Linked DNA regions of Homo sapiens: region 1 is linked to region 2. The links are chromatin loops, found by intact Hi-C in ENCODE. Cell type or tissue: endothelial cell of umbilical vein. All regions are shown on one strand. Region 1 overlaps OSBPL6 (oxysterol binding protein like 6). Region 2 overlaps OSBPL6 (oxysterol binding protein like 6).

Region 1 (8,000 bases), 64 kb before region 2:
CCAGGTGTGCTGTGTAGACTTTTTTCAGCCACTGTTTCTAAAATTTTCTACTTTCATTCATTTTAAGGGTGCTTATATAGAGACCTACTGTTAATGCACTTCTGCATCTTTCAGTGAAGGCCAGATAATGGAGAAAGTAGTATAATTGCTACTTCTTCAGCCATGGCCTTTTGGCTTTGGTGATTTTAATATTTTATGCTAGTGCAAAGAAAAAACTGTTTTGAAGGAAAATCCACATGCATCTTCTGCTGCAGGCATTCAGAAGGATGCAATCTATGCCGCCATCACTGCTGTTGCCTTCCCATTAGAGAATATCTAGGCCATCTCTCTCAACTCACGTTGACAGCTCTCTCACCAAATTTTGATGTCCTGATCATGAGGTGATGCTGACCATGGTTACTGGGTTTGCTGGGTAACGTGATGGTCATGGAAGGCACGGCTTCCTCACTTCCAAAAGGGCTCCCAGGTGTCAGACACCAGCAAAGTGTTTGAAAGTCATCTTTCTGTGGCATGGGAATGCGTAAGATTCCTAGATATTTATTCCTGTAATGTTTATAACTGAGATGATAGCTGCTATTTATTGGGTGCCTACTGTGTGCCAGCCTTTGGGCAGCACTGTGCATACACTGGATGCCTACCCTGTGACTTGCAGTGTCTTGTAAGGTAGATATTATTATCCTCATTTTACAGATAGAGGACACTGAGGTTGAAAGAGGTTAATGGTTTGTCTACGTGTCATAGTAAATAGCAGATGAGGGTTGGTATGCTGGTCTGTAGAGCTGCAAAATTTATGTTCTTTTGTCTGCACCATACACCATACCCCCAAAGTAAAAGCTAGCTGACTTGCTCTCAGTTCTGGAAAATTACAAATTGTCTGGTTTGAGTGTGTTTTTGAAAATAAAATAAAATTAGAAATTGGAAATTAACTTGAGTGTGCTGTAAGGGTAACAAAGAAATTATCCCTAAGATTGTACCATATTTAAGAGTGCTATAATTTTTTCTTTTTTATTTCACTCATTTCTACTTCTCTATATCCACAGAAGATTGTGGTAAAGAATGCTTTGTGATATGTTCATTTATCAATTTGAAATTTCTGTTATTTTTGTCATTTGACATTAGCTTTCATGTTAATTCAGAAGGCCATATATACAAGCTTGACTCGAGTAAAATCTTGTCACCTTCCAACTCCAACCCTTAGTGACTGTGTGCCTCTCTTAATCTCTATATCCCTTTATCTGGTCAGTCAGGCAGATCATTAAATAGTCATTATTCAAAGGCTTGTGAAGATGGAATGCAATAATTCATGTAAAGCATAGAGATAGGAATGTAAAAACCAGTAACTATTAACTGCCATTGTCATCATTATCATCAACACTATCCTACAGAAGTTACTAGTACCACTGAAATAGTGTTGCTACGTTCAAAGTAGCAGCTATAACTAGAAGAGATACATGCGAGATAGCTGAAAGCTTGAAGAACGTACTTTAGAAATTCCTAAATTATTTTGGATATTTTTCTTTGAAAATATTTTGGGTAATCTGTGAATATAAAAATAGCTTAGCTAAGATAGTTAGGTGAACAATTTCAATGGAGTTAACATTCAGAGAGCAGTGGACCAATTCTCTTTACTACTGTCCTAAATTTATAGAAAAAGTGAGTCTGTAAAGAAATTTGTAGCCTCAGTCTAAAACATTTCCAGCAATGTCTTTATATCTTTGTAATGAAATTTAAGTAAGTAAATGACAAGATCCCTATTCAACAGATCTCCTGGACTCTCATTTTGAGAATCACGTTTCTCTCCGCGTGAGTTGCACCAAACCATTCAGCTATTATTAAGTGTCTCATTGTCTGTCTGTTTACCTATGTCTTTGATACCAAGTAAACTAGACTACAGTCATGTTGGCACATTTCCACTTGCTGCTCAGGAGGTATTGAGATCAATGAACACTAACCTGAGGAGCATATTTTTACCAAATTAAAGAGCTACAGTGAAATATGTGTTCCAGGTTCCTGGTTTTAAGCTAAATATGCATCAGTTATCTCTGATCAGGGGAAACAGAGGGCGGGTAAGTACTTCCACCTTCTCTGTGTGTTCTAAGTTCCTTAAAAAACTGACCTGGAAATTAACTTATAATTTTAGCATTTGAGAGGAAACTTGATTTTAGAAGAATAATTAACTGGTTTACATAACCCTTTATTTAACTTGCTTACATAATGTGTGTAACACCTTGAAAGTAGTGGCATGTGTTTCCAATTCACTCTGAAAGAATATGAAAACAGCTATCTTGTGAAGAAAAGTACAAAAATTATACCACAAATTATGATCTTAAAGGAAGCCTTATGAAAAGAACTGATTTTTATAACTGAAGATGTCATGAAATTAAATTTGATGTGTTCCCTAATGACTACTCATAGCTTTAAATTGAATAAGTAAGAGTTCTGTGATTAATCCGCTAGATTTTCCTGTTTTAAAACTTAGGCTTTTTAACTGTTTTCAAAAGTTCTATCCTATTGGAGCATGATTTTTATAATTCCAAGATAGGCTGGGTGCAGTGGCTCACGCCTGTAATCTCAGCACTTTGGGAGGCCGAGGCGGGTGGATCACAAAGTCAAGAGATCGAGACCATCCTGGCCAACATTGTGAAACCCCGTCTCTACTAAAAATACAACCGGGCGTGGTGGCACGCACCTGTAATCCCAACTACTCTGGAGGCTGAGGCAGGAGAATCTCTTGAACCCGGGAGGCGGAGGTTGTAGTGAGCTGAGATTGTGTCACTGCACTCCAGCCTGGCGATGGAGCAAGACTCTGTCTCAAAAATAATAATAATAATTCCAAGATAAAGCTGGAAGGTAATTGATTGCTGAAGGACTGTTCTCTGCAAATTAGCACTAAAAAATTCCACACATTTTTGACTGGCTTCAGTGTGCAGATTGTTGTGCTAGGATGGGGTGGATTACGGGTAGAGAAGATGGAATTCCAGGATGAAGATGAGCTTGTCCCCACCTTCAAGGAGCACTCAATCTAGCTAGAGGCCAGGACTGGGTATGGTCAGTTTAAACTGTCTTCTTTATAGCTGCTGGTGTAAAAAAATACAACATTCAATTACTTAGATATTTCATTTAAAATAACAAATTGCTTGGTATATAATTACATAACTTTAGGGTTATGCTTTTTTTAAAACCATGAGTTTGGAGAAAATTCAAGGTAGTGGATTAATTTTTTATTATTGAATAGACAATGATAGGTTCTAGACTCGTGAGTTTCTACAAGAGCTGTTGGCTTCTTCATTGTCATCCTGGAGGTTACATGGAATAGCTTATTTTTTGAAGCTAGTTACAATTACAATAATGGGTAGCAGCTGGTAGTTTTCTAAATTGTCCTTTAACTTTTTCAGTAACAAATACATACATTAGTGATAATAAAAATATTCATTTACTTGCTATGTCTCACTAAATGTTTTTTATGATTCTCTGGGCTTTGACAAATCAACAGAATTTAGGGTTTAGATATATTGTGCTATATTTGAAGTGATTGAACTTCTTATTTTTCTTCCATAATATAAACTGTTTTGTAACATCAAATGGAGAAGAGACTAATATTGTTTTCTTTGTGCTAGGTACTGTGGTAGGTATTTTACAGTTGTGGGTCCTGGTTTGTGTGGTTGCTAACTAACCCTTCTGACCCACATAATTCTGGCAACATCTTAAGTATCCCCTCGTATCTATACAGGAAAAATTTATTTCCATCACACTTCAAATATACCACATTGATTTCTATATCTATGGCTTGACTTGGAAGTTAGGGGATTTAATTTCCTTTCCCTAGCTTAGTTACTTTATTTCCTGCCTACATAGTTACTAAGGTCAAGTTTCTTTCCAGGTTTTGTTTTTCTTACCACGTTTTTTTGGAGGTGGGGGAAACAGTTGGTGATGTATCTGTGTTTTATTGCCCAGCAACCTGAAAGGATGGGGATCGGGGAGAGTCGTTAAAGAGAAGCTCAGATCAGAGATACCTGACTGGAAGATTAAAGTAAGCAAAAGCAGTAGCCACATGAAACAAGGTTAATATGTGGGCTTACAAAGAAGTCCTAACCATGATTTGGTCTTTTGTATGATAAGAACTCTTTCTAGAATATAAGCATCATAAGAGTAGTTCTCTTGTCTGTTTTGTTCTCTGTGGCCCTGTCATCTGTGCCTGGCAAAGTGTAGGTGCCTAATAATGACATGTTGATAAATTGAACTATGAATGAATAAATAACGTATTTCACTGGTAGTTTCTGGTCTTGTACTTTATTATATTTATTTGAATGAAGTTTTTTGTTGATATTCTATTAAATAGTGAGGGAGAAACTTGCTACTAAAGTGTGTAATTTCTAAATGGTTATTTCAAAAATTACGTTGGAAACTTCTTTTCCTATGGAAAATTATCTCAAAGTATAAGGTAATTTATTTGTTGGTGGGGGAAGCATTTTATATCTCTGTAATACAGTGACACTTGTATCTTTGATCTTTACAGTGACACTCGTATCTTTGATCTTTATTAGCCATGGTTCTTTTTTAGAAAAATCACCTCATGCATTTAAAAAAAAAAAAAAAAAACCTTTAAAAAAAATCTTTGTAGTCTTTACAGTAGGGAAGTTTCGCTCTCATGTATTTGAAGAGTGCATGAAACAAGATTTGTTTCCTTCTTTTATGCTTTCATAATGTGCCAAGATAGTGAAGTATTCTTAATGAGTAGATTTATGTAATTTAGGTTAAGGCATGTACTTTTTTTCCCCCGCAAGGGCTTTAATATAATTGCAAAATTCCGCTTTAGAAAGATCATATCTAATTTATATTTTCTTTCTTCCAACCCCACTTCATTCTTGAATCTGATGGGTAAAAGAAATTATTATTTTGATTCTCTTTTTGAATACTTCTAAGTTAGAACATCTTTTCAAATGTTTTACATGTGTTAACTATTCGTGTACTTCACCCATTTTTCTGTTGAAATTTTATCTTGCTAATATATAAATGCTCTTTGTAAAAGACACCTACCGTTTATGGTATTTGGTGAATTGTTTTCTTCTCTGTGCGTTTTTGTAAGAAACTTTAGAGACTGAAGGGTGTGAAGGCTCTGGATTTTTATTTATTTATTTATTTTTGTGATGGAGTTTCCTTCTTGTTGCCCAGGCTAGAGTGCATTGTGCAATCTTGGCTCACTGCAACCTCCGTCTCCCAGGTTCAAGCGATTCTCTTGCTTCAGCTTCCCAAGTAGCTGGAATTGCAGGCTTCCATCACCATGCCGGGCTAATTTTTGTATTTTTAATAGAGACAGGGTTTCACCAAGTTGGCCAGGCTGGTCTCAAACTCCTGACCTCAAGTGATCCGTCTGCCCCAGCCTCCCAAAGTGCTGAGATTACAAGCATGAGCCACCATGCCTGGCCGCCACTGGATTTTTTAAGGTAGACCTTTCTTTTTGTCTGTTGCTATTCCCAGTTGGAGAGATGAGCAAATATTTCTATGTAAGCCTGATTAGTCTAAGTAGAAGGTGTGTCTTTGTCATAAAGTTGTAAGTTTTCTTGTGTGTATCATAAAATTTTTCGAGAGATATTCCTCTGACTCTCCAAGACTGAAACCGGCACTGCAGCAGCAGTTCAGCAGCAAATCTAGAAGAGGAGGGGAAAATCCTGTGCCGACATATTTTTCTGTCTGTTGCTGCTATCTTTGGTCTTTTCAGGAACTTGCCATTTTTAACATAGCTCACTGTTTTGACTGTGTTGTGTATGATTTCATCCCCATGCACATTCACATGAAAAGTGAGTTGTCTAACCCTGGGCTATGTTTTCATTTATTTTCAGAGTATTCACATACTGGAGAGGACTGCTTCCTCTAGCACCGAGCCCTCTGTAAGTCGGCAATTGCTAGAACCGGAGCCAGTCCCCCTCTCCAAGGTCAGTGATGAAATGCGGTGCTTTCTCTGCTGGCATGATGCCTGCTCTGGGGCCAATTGAACTGTGAATAACGTTTACACCTGACTCCCCTAAAATACTTGTGATGCCACTTGTAGGCAACTCTTTGCACTTTTTCTGCTTCCAAGGAGTAGAGTTTCTCTGCCCTTTATAAGAGAGAACAGAGAATGTATACTTTGCTGGGATTTGTAGGGTTACATTCAAAGGTCCAAAATTCTGTTTAAGGGAAGAAGGAAAAAGAAGCTATTGCCTTCCCTGTTGGAGATAAACAAATATTTCTATGCCCAGCTAATGGAAAAGAAAAAAAACTGCATCCAGCAATAAAAATAATAACAGCTACCATTATTGCCCATGTACTGCATCACCGGACACTATGAGAAGTATTTAAATCTATTATCCCATTTAATATAGTTCTCATAAACAGCTCCACACAGTGTAGGTATTTATCACATTTTACAAATATGGAAACTGAGAGTTAATAACTTGCCCATAGTAAAAACATAAATAAATAAGTAAATAAGCTATCAAGGATTATAGCAGAGCAAGAATTCAAACTTAGACTTGTCCAACTCCACAACCAATGCTTGTCAGCTCTTCCCAAGCTGCAAGGTAAAATAGAACCTATGCGGAGGGACTGTTGTATATTCTGGCTTCTAGGCTCCTTCTCACATCTGGCCTTCCTAGCAATGAGCTCGTGAGAGAACACTGCAGATTATTTAGAAGACCTTTTCTGTGTCATGGGAGCCAGTGTTCCCTCCCCTTCAGCCTGCTCTTCCTCAGACTGGGGAAAATTAAATTCACGTATGTCTAAAATGTAAAAATGATAGGGAAAAGTTGGAAAGATACCATCCTACTCCTGCCCATCCCTCCCTGAGATTTTCAATGGGCTTCCTCCTTTATTGAGAAATTCTGAAAATAGAATGCATACAGACTTTGAATTCCAGTATAAAAATAGCACTTTATACCCAAAGACGGTTAACTTCTAAATATGTAAAACTGATCATTACACCTTGCTTTTCTATATTAAACATAATCCTTTTAGAAAAGAACACTTTACTACCCAACTGTATGGAATATATACACTTGAACCTCTTTAAACTGTAAAGATATGACAAGCTATAAAGTTTGTTCTATCAGACAAGAATAGACTGCTAAACCATGGAAAGCAGGGAGTTATTAAACTATAAAACATAAGTGGTCTGACTTCCATTTGAATAGCGAGTACAGACTGTATACCTGGTAAATATAATATGACTAGTAATCTCTTTGAAATAGCAATTCTCTCTTATAGTTAGCTAAAGGAAATAGAGAACAAATAAATAAAAGGGCAATGGAAAAAGGTAGCTAAAATTTATTGAGCACCTACTTTACGCCAGGCACTGGATTAGAACATGTATTATCTCACTTAATCAGCCCCCAACTCATTGAAGTACATATCAATATTGTTCTCACTTTACTGATAATTATGGCATAGTTTTCCGGCATGAAGGCCCCAGCTTGGTCAAACAGCAATTCTTCCTAGAAGGAGGTGGCTGTTAGCCCAGCTCACAGCAGATGGGGCTTGGGTCCACTGGCTTGATATAAAGGAATCTGGGTAGGGTACAAACAGCATCTACTTCCCATTACTTCTCCATGTTGTTGCCCACTTAGATCTTGCTGTAGGACTAATAAACCCTGGTTGTGTTTCTGTGTCAGTAGACACCACATCTCTTGGGGCCTCATGAAATCAGAGGGCCATATCTAACCCAGGTACCATCACATCTCACCATCTCTCAGCCCCTTTGAGAGATGGGCTTCCTGGGCACTGATTAGTGGTGGAAGAATTTTTTTTTTTTTTTTGAAGTACACATTGTCCTGATCAGGATTTGTTCCAATCCTAAGCTTGATGCATTCACCTGCTAAAGCATTTTTATGTACCCACACACATGCACACTCACCCACATACATCTGCAAACGTGTGCACATACAGTTTACCCTTCAGAAAGGAAATGTCTCTGTTTTTTCCAAATGAAAAAACTTGGGCGATTATGACATTACTGTCTGTTCTTA
Region 2 (8,000 bases):
GCAAAGTATGCATCATTTGAGCTTCCAGGTTGTTCTATCTACATGCCAAATTGCAACACGAAGACTTAATGAACAGGCATTCCCCCTCCCACGCCACCCCCACCCCTGCTAATTGTTCTTTTGGCAGCTGATTGTTCAATACATTCTATTTTGTATGATCTCTTGAGGTAAATGGTTGAAAAAATCTGTTAGGTAAATAGTTAAGAGAAAACGTTTTTCCTCTTTCTCAAACCAACAGCTTGAGTCCTTCTTATTAAATGTATTTAATTTTTTAAAACTTAGCCTGTCTTGTCTTGAATGATATTTGAGTGTATCTAATGCCTTATTTATAAAACTATACACTGTTGTTTTCTGCATTTATTAGCAACCTTGCATTGAAAGAATTCCATTTACTTTTGAAAAGATATAATGAAGACTCATGAAAGGTCTCAAAATCAGATTTATTTGAAAGTTATTTCCCTTCTTGATTTTGTGAAATCAGAACAGCAAAGTGTCCTTCACTGTGACTCTCCTTCTTCCAGTCCTGAATGGGGAGCTTACAGGAGGGGCCTTCCGAAATGGGCGTCGAGCATGCCTGCCAGCTCCTTGTCCTGACACCAGTAACATTAACCTGTGGAATATCTTGAGGAACAACATTGGTAAAGACCTGTCTAAAGTCTCTATGCCTGTGGAGCTAAACGAGCCGCTCAACACCCTGCAGCACCTCTGTGAGGAAATGGAATACAGCGAGCTCCTGGACAAGGCTTCGGAAACTGATGATCCATATGAGCGCATGGTAATAAATAACTAACAGAGCAGCGCCCCTCAGGGATTTGCCAACCCTAGACCTGGGCTAAGCCAGAATTCATTATGATATATTTGGCATTTGCATAATATTCTTACTGCATAGTAAAAGAGGAATTGATCTGTTTGCATAAATCCGGCAAGGCCAAAACCTCCCAGATACCAACACAGGAAGACACACTTTTTGTGCCTTATCCTTGGTCTAGAGTGTTTCTAAAGTTAAGGTGTAAAGGTCTCATACTCCTTAGAGGTTGAAGGCACACCTTGCCTCACTTTATCAGTTTTTCCTGAATGTCAGGATAGCCCATCTGTTCAGGAACTTAGGTCTGAGAAAATAACTTCTGTTTATACTTCACCCTTTATCCCATATGGCTGTGGGAAACATGCCATGCCCTCTGAAAAGCACCCGCAACCACAATCCTCATGCACATGAGGCTAAGATCATGCCTGTGGCAGAACCAATAAGCTGGGTTTCAGAACCTTTGAACTCTGTGATACTCATGACGTTGGATGGAAGGGTGAAAAATGCTTCACCTCAGTGGCCTGCTGGTTTCTGTGCGAGTGGTTTTACCTAATCTTACCTATTTTTTTCCCCATGAGTTGATAAAAATTCTGTACAGACAATAGAAAATGCAACTGTCATCAAATCAACACCCATCCACATGAGGTGTGTAAAATCTAGAGGGATGAGGAACAAACAGACCCAGCAGTCGTCTCTCCTATATTATTCCCTTTTCTTCAATGTTTTAACAGGTTCTCGTTGCCGCATTTGCAGTTTCAGGATACTGCTCCACCTATTTCAGAGCAGGAAGTAAGCCATTCAACCCAGTCCTTGGGGAGACTTATGAATGCATTAGAGAAGACAAGGGATTCCGCTTTTTCTCAGAACAGGTAAGCGCCACTGGACTCAGTGAGGTTTCTATATAGGTAAGAGGACAGTTCGGTGATGAAAGCACCATTTCGATAACAATCTGTTGGGATGGGTTATGATACCAGTTGTGAATTCGAAGTATCTGAGACAGGTCTTAATCAGTTTAGAAAGTTTATTTTGCCAAGGTTAAGGACACACCCATGACACAGCCTCAGGAGGTCCTGACAAAATGTGTCCAAGGTGTTCTGGACACAGGTTGGGTTTATACATTTTAGGGAGATATGCACCATCAATCAATATATGTAAGATGTACATTGATTCTGTCCAGAAAGGTGGGACAACTTGGAAATGGAGACTTCCAGGTCATAGGTAGATAAGAAAGGTTGCATTCTTTTGGGTCTCTGATCAGCCTTTCACTGAATACACAATTTACATGTGAGAGGGTGGTAGAGAGAGAGTCACTTATGCCTCAGTCTCACTCTGTGAATCTGCATTTTTACATAGACAGTAGGGCAGAGGAAGTAATCAGATATGCATCTCTCTCAGGTGAGCAGAAGGATGACTTTGAGTTCTGTCAATCCTTTGTCCCATACCTGTGAAGATAAGCTATCAATGTACATTGCCAGGTTGAAATTCAACAGAACTGTTTTAGGGTAAAGATCTTGAGGCCCACAAAGAATTTCCTTGTGGGCAAATTGTGAGGGAGAGAGGTAGCCTTTTTAAAAAAAAAAAAAAATCTTTGTAGCTATCTTTTTTAGGAATAAAATGGGAGGCAGGTGGTCCTGAGATTTATTTTCTTTTCACACAGTTAAGAAAACTAACACAAGAACAGAAAACCAAACACCGCATGTTCTCACTCATAAGTGGGAGTTGAACAATGAGAACACATGCACACAGGGAGGAGAACATCACACACTGGGGCCTGTTGGGGGGTGGCGAGCAAGAGGAGGGATAGCATTAGGAGAAATACCTAATGTAGGTGATGGGTTGATTGGTGCAGCAAACCACCATGGCACGTGTATACCTGTGTAACAAACCTGCACATTCTGCACATGTATCCCAGAACTTAAAGTATAATTAAAGAAAGGAAGGAAGGAAGAAAGAAAGGAAGGAAGGAAGGACGAATTCACTTCACTTATGGGCATTATTTCCCCTCTAAATTGTATAAGTTCTCAGTGTTTTTAAAGCATGAAGTCTTACAGATTTACTTATACATTTTGAGAATAATTCAGTAAGAGAAATGGATGACCATGTGGAAGTCTTAACACTGATACTGCCTTTTTTTTGTTTTTAATTACCAGGTTAGCCATCATCCACCCATTTCTGCCTGTCACTGTGAATCAAAGAATTTTGTGTTTTGGCAAGGTTTGTATTTCAATTATAATTTAAAATCAAATGTATGAGCCTATGAAAAAATATCTGGCTTCCAAAGGGACACTGTATTCAGTTTAGATTTCTACCTTTGGAACTCAGCAAATGTTAGTAATTGGTGCAGAGCTCATTTTGAGAAATCAAAATTCCTGGTTTCAACATGAAACAGTTTCAGCTAGGAGATGAGATTGCTTATCTTGGAAACAATGCTGTATGGAATAGCAGAGCTCCATGCGGACTGTGCCGGTGGAGAGCCACCACCTTATCTCATGTTCCTTATTGTCTGCATCTGTAACATGGAGGTTCCATCTGCTGCCTTCTTGGTTCTTCGGGGTGTGCAAAGACATTTTAATTCTGAAGGAAGGCTCTATGACACATCATCAATGGTCATAATCTAAATAGATATGCAAACATTACAGTAATTCCTGGCCTTTAACTCACTGGGGCTCCAGAGTTTGGATTGAAGTCTCTACTGAGTTAAGTCAGAATGTTACAAGCTTGCCTAATACAAAAAAGTTTCTAAACTCCTTTACAAAGAAAAGAATATTTATGTAAATGTGAACATTAAGTGTAAATAGTTCCTTCGTGTTTGGAAGGGTGCTTCATTACTCACAGAATGACTTCTCATGAGCATTTTCTTAACCTGAAAATACATAAAAATGATAGAACACTGTAGCTGTACTTTATTACAAAAAGATGACAGATCATTTCTTGGTCATCACCAAGAATCAGGCATCTTGTGGAGATGGCACGAAGTTCCCATAGTTCATCAAAATGGAACCAGGTGGTTATCACAAATGCACAAATAAATCTAAGTTTCCATACGTAAAACATAAAGCCATCGTGTGAGGTAAAGTGCTGGGCCCTGGTCTATATCTTAACAACCAGTATAAAAACATTCATTAAGTTAATCCCACTCTTTCATAAATCTTATTTTATAAATTTTATTTTATCTGTATTTGGAGATTTTTTTTAACTGTAATCCCAAATTATATGTCTTTGATATGGGGGGAAATGTATATATAAATTAATTGTATTGCTATACTCCAATTATTTTTAGTGTACATCTTATGCTTGATATATTTGTTAACTATTTTTACCACTTAGTTAAAACTTATAACAACCTTTATTGCTGTCTGGACATTAAAGCACAGTAGAGTCTATGTTTGTATGTAAAATGTGAATACACACACACAGACACACACACACACACACACACACACCGCACACACACTGTTCCAGGCTTCTCCCAGCTCTGTTAGTTGAAAACAAATAAAGAGCATATGTTATAGAGAAACATAGATAGTGGGGGTTTTTTTTAGTTTTGTTTGTTTGTTTGTTTGTTTATTTTTTGGTTCACAGTTAATATTTTCACCTTGGGCCATTTGCAGGCACTTGTCATACTAAATCAGCAATATAGAATCAGTTGTCATTCCAAAGTGTTTCATAAAGTGTAATACAAAAGTTAGTTTTTATAGAAGAGGTGATTAGATATGGGGTATGTATTTCTTGTCCTCTCCCTATGTCATTTAGATATCAGATGGAAAAACAAGTTCTGGGGGAAGTCGATGGAAATCCTGCCTGTTGGAACACTGAATGTCATGCTTCCAAAGTAGGTGACTCACACCTCCCTTTTGGCCTCTTGTCTGCTTTTCTAAATCATAAATGGGTATTTTAAACTCTAGAAGATGGTAAGGGTTTCTTTCTCTTTATACCCAAACTTCTGTTACCTTTGCCAAAGTTTTGAGAATAGACTCCCACAAAAACAAATGAGAACTTAAGCATATGTAGCAAAGCTTCCTGTTTATTTCTTCACATCCTCCATTCTTCAGTCAACACCACCAGGTACCTCCCATGGCCCAGTCATCATGCTAGTTTGATTGTATATAAAAGGTTCTCCTGTTTAGCCATTTCTTTGCTATACAATTCAGTTTCACTTTTGAGTTCATCTTAGATCCAGGGAGTATTTTATCAAAGAAGAGTGATGAAATCCTTTTATGGTTGTGTTCTAGAGGATACTGCCTCTAAATATTTTGAAATTAATTGGAATTTTTACTGAGGCCAAGGACTTGATTGTTTCTTCGGTTTTACCTATTTGAATGACAGAATTTCCAGATGAACTGGATATGGAAGAAGGTGAAGAGAGGGAGGTATTCCTAGGACCACAAAATAAACTTTGAATATTTGAACATGTAGGCCAGGCACGGTGGCTCACGCCTGTAATTCCAGCACTTTGGGAGGCTGAGGCGGGCGGATCACAAGGTCAGGAGATTGAGACCATCCTGGCTAACAAGGTGAAACCCCATCTCTACTAAAAATACAAAAAATTAGCTGGGTGTGGTGGCGGGCGCCTATAATCCCAGCTACTCGGGAGGCTGAGGCAGGAGAATTGTTTGAACCTGGGAGGCGGAGATTGCAGTGAGCCGAGATTGTGCCACTGCACTCCAGCCTGGGTGACAGAGCAAGACTCCATCTCAAAAAAGAAAAAAAAAAATGTATAAGGAAGAGAGTTTTCCTAGGTATATATGGTGCCTACATCATACCAATTCATAAACTTTGCAGAAACTTAGAAGCATCTTTTTTATGTTGATGTAACATTTCATTTGAAAATATATGTAACGTACAAACTTAAATGTGATTTGAAGCTATATCATTTCATTTCTTAGCAGAAATTCTGTAACCTTGTTCCCCAGAATTTGTAATAGATTTGTGCCATCTTAGTATGCTCTTCAGTCTTTTCCCGAAGAATTATTCACATCTGAGGTCTTAAACCTGGAGTACAAAACAGTGTTCCCAGAGTGATCTTTCTTCAGTGCACACTCTGTGGTGCCTCCCTCCTACCTGGAATCCTGCGGTGGCCCATTGCCTGCAGGGTAAATCTAGACTCCTTGGTACGTCCCTGCAGGCCTTCCCGGCTCTGCCTCATCACACCTTTCCTGCCTTGCGTCCTGCCACCCGCACTCACCTGGAGCACAGCATTCACAGGCCTGGATGCCTTGTGCCCTTCTGACCTTTGTGGCTCTGTGGATGCTTTTCCCCAGCCCATAGTGCCCTCTTATCTGCCATCTGTGCTTACACGAAACCCAGCCTCTTCTAAGGTGTCTTCCTTGACACTCATCCCACGTTCCAGGTAGATTGAAGGACTAAAAACTCTTCCTTCTGTGTTCCGATGATATGCATATTTTAAGTATTTGTTTGCATATCCATCTACCCTCCCATACTTCTGTCTCCAGAAAAGCAGGAACCAGGCCCTATTCCACTTTGTAACTTTAGCACCTGGCCCATAGAAAGCACTTAAATGTTCCTTAAGTGAATTAACCACATCGTAAATACTTAATGACCACAGAGAGAATTTCAAGACACAAATGGGAGGAGAATGAGGGAAAAGGAAGCTTTGGCCAAAGAATATTCTCATTAGCAGAAACAGTTATATGTGTTTGTGACCTTGGTTGTTTTTCATCAGTGTTACATTCTTCACTAGGTATGGAGATTACTATGTGTGGAATAAAGTCACCACTTGCATACACAACATCCTCAGTGGGAGAAGATGGATAGAACATTATGGAGAAGTAACCATCAGAAATACCAAAAGCAGTGTTTGCATTTGCAAACTCACATTTGTCAAGGTAAATACTATCATACAACAGTAAAGGAAAATGAGTATAAAATGCTTCTTAAAGAAGAAATAGAATAATCACCTTAAATAGCAGCAAGTGAATCTGTCCTGTATCATTGGTCCTTACGGACATTTTAGATAAGAAAGCAGAACAAACTGATAGAGTTTCTCAAGGCATGCAAGTTTCTGAACATATGGAGGTCAAAAAAGGCATCATCTAAAACAGAAAAAAAACACATGTCTTTTTAAAGAATTTTCTTTTGAAGTAGCCAGTCAGTTGTTCACTAAGTAAAATTCCAGAAAACACTTCTTGACTATAAATCTTCTGGTTTATATTTCTGTTTCTCTTCCTGCTTGATATGTGTTCAAGTGATCTGAATTTCGGGAACTCATTATAATGTTGTCATTTTCTGAAGACACTTGATGTAGTCATGTAGATGATCACCACCAGTCAGTACATGCTTATCCAACCCTGCCACTGTTATAATTCAAATAAGTTCAACAGGAAAAATTAGCCTCATTAACAAGAAAATATGTTGGGATAGAAACGCCCAAAAAGCACCATTTTCCCTCAGTTTCTCTGGTCTGAAGTGGAACATTCAGTATCACTGCCGTGTTTGTTTGGATGTGCTACAGAATTCAACATAGTATAGAAACCCCACCCAGCTACCATACCTGTTCAATTCATGATCCCATTCTAATATGGTAAACAGGTAACATATTGGAGTCTTAAGACTCTAATATTTTCTTTTCTCAGTTAAATCCTTTTAAGCCATATTGGAAGGTTGTATTTATTTTAATTGAGTGTCTTTATTTTAGCCCAAAATGTTTTCACTACCTTTTTTCTTAGAGACTCGTAAGGTACCTAGAACTGAAGAGCCAAGATCACTATGTGCTCTGGCTGGGTGATGATGTAAATATGTACATTTGGCTTTGTAGGCTATGAGAAGCTGCAGTGCAGTCCTGTCTCTAACACTTGCAGAGCCTGTATAATTAACTAAAATATGTAAATCAAGTCTGTAAGCTATAAAATAGAATATGCTCTATTTCTTTGCCTTGACAAATACACTTTTTATAACAAAGCCTGTGAGGCCAGGTTGGACCCTTCAGAACTCTGTGCTGTAACCCTGGCAATGTAGGACAGCCAGTCCTGGCCCACGGCCTTCCCTACTTTCTTCCCACCTCTGGCTCTGTTTTGACTGCAAGGGGCCTCATACACACATATACAGGCAGGCCAGCCCACACATCTAAGCTCTGTTCACACCCCCACAAACAACCACCCTTGGCCACTCTTCAGACCTAAAGGTGCACACGCTGGTGGGTGGTCTGCCCTTGGGTGCATGAATCCAAGGAAAAGGG

What was found. Peaks named below come from ENCODE experiments on the same cell type or tissue, not always from the same donor. Only the 100,000 strongest peaks of a DNase experiment are listed, where the experiment ranks them.
Region 1: a loop joins it to region 2, with 5 times the contacts of the local background. A loop is called at or near these places in 2 of 110 quality-filtered maps.

Annotation. Positions count from the first base shown.
Region 1 is chr2:178,318,337-178,326,336 of GRCh38, forward strand. OSBPL6 (oxysterol binding protein like 6) reads left to right here. Exons shown (of 25, transcript NM_032523.4): 4 at 5,841-5,933. Among named protein-coding and RNA genes, the nearest start is that of CHROMR, 91 kb to the right of the region's middle. In endothelial cell of umbilical vein, no CTCF peak of the experiment used is centred here; a DNase peak (open chromatin) is centred at 3,945.
Region 2 is chr2:178,382,503-178,390,502 of GRCh38, forward strand. It overlaps OSBPL6 (oxysterol binding protein like 6), which reads left to right. Exons shown (of 25, transcript NM_032523.4): 16 at 1-5; 17 at 522-775; 18 at 1,537-1,674; 19 at 2,956-3,019; 20 at 4,559-4,637; 21 at 6,507-6,651. Among named protein-coding and RNA genes, the nearest start is that of CHROMR, 27 kb to the right of the region's middle. In endothelial cell of umbilical vein, no CTCF peak of the experiment used is centred here; a DNase peak (open chromatin) is centred at 4,679.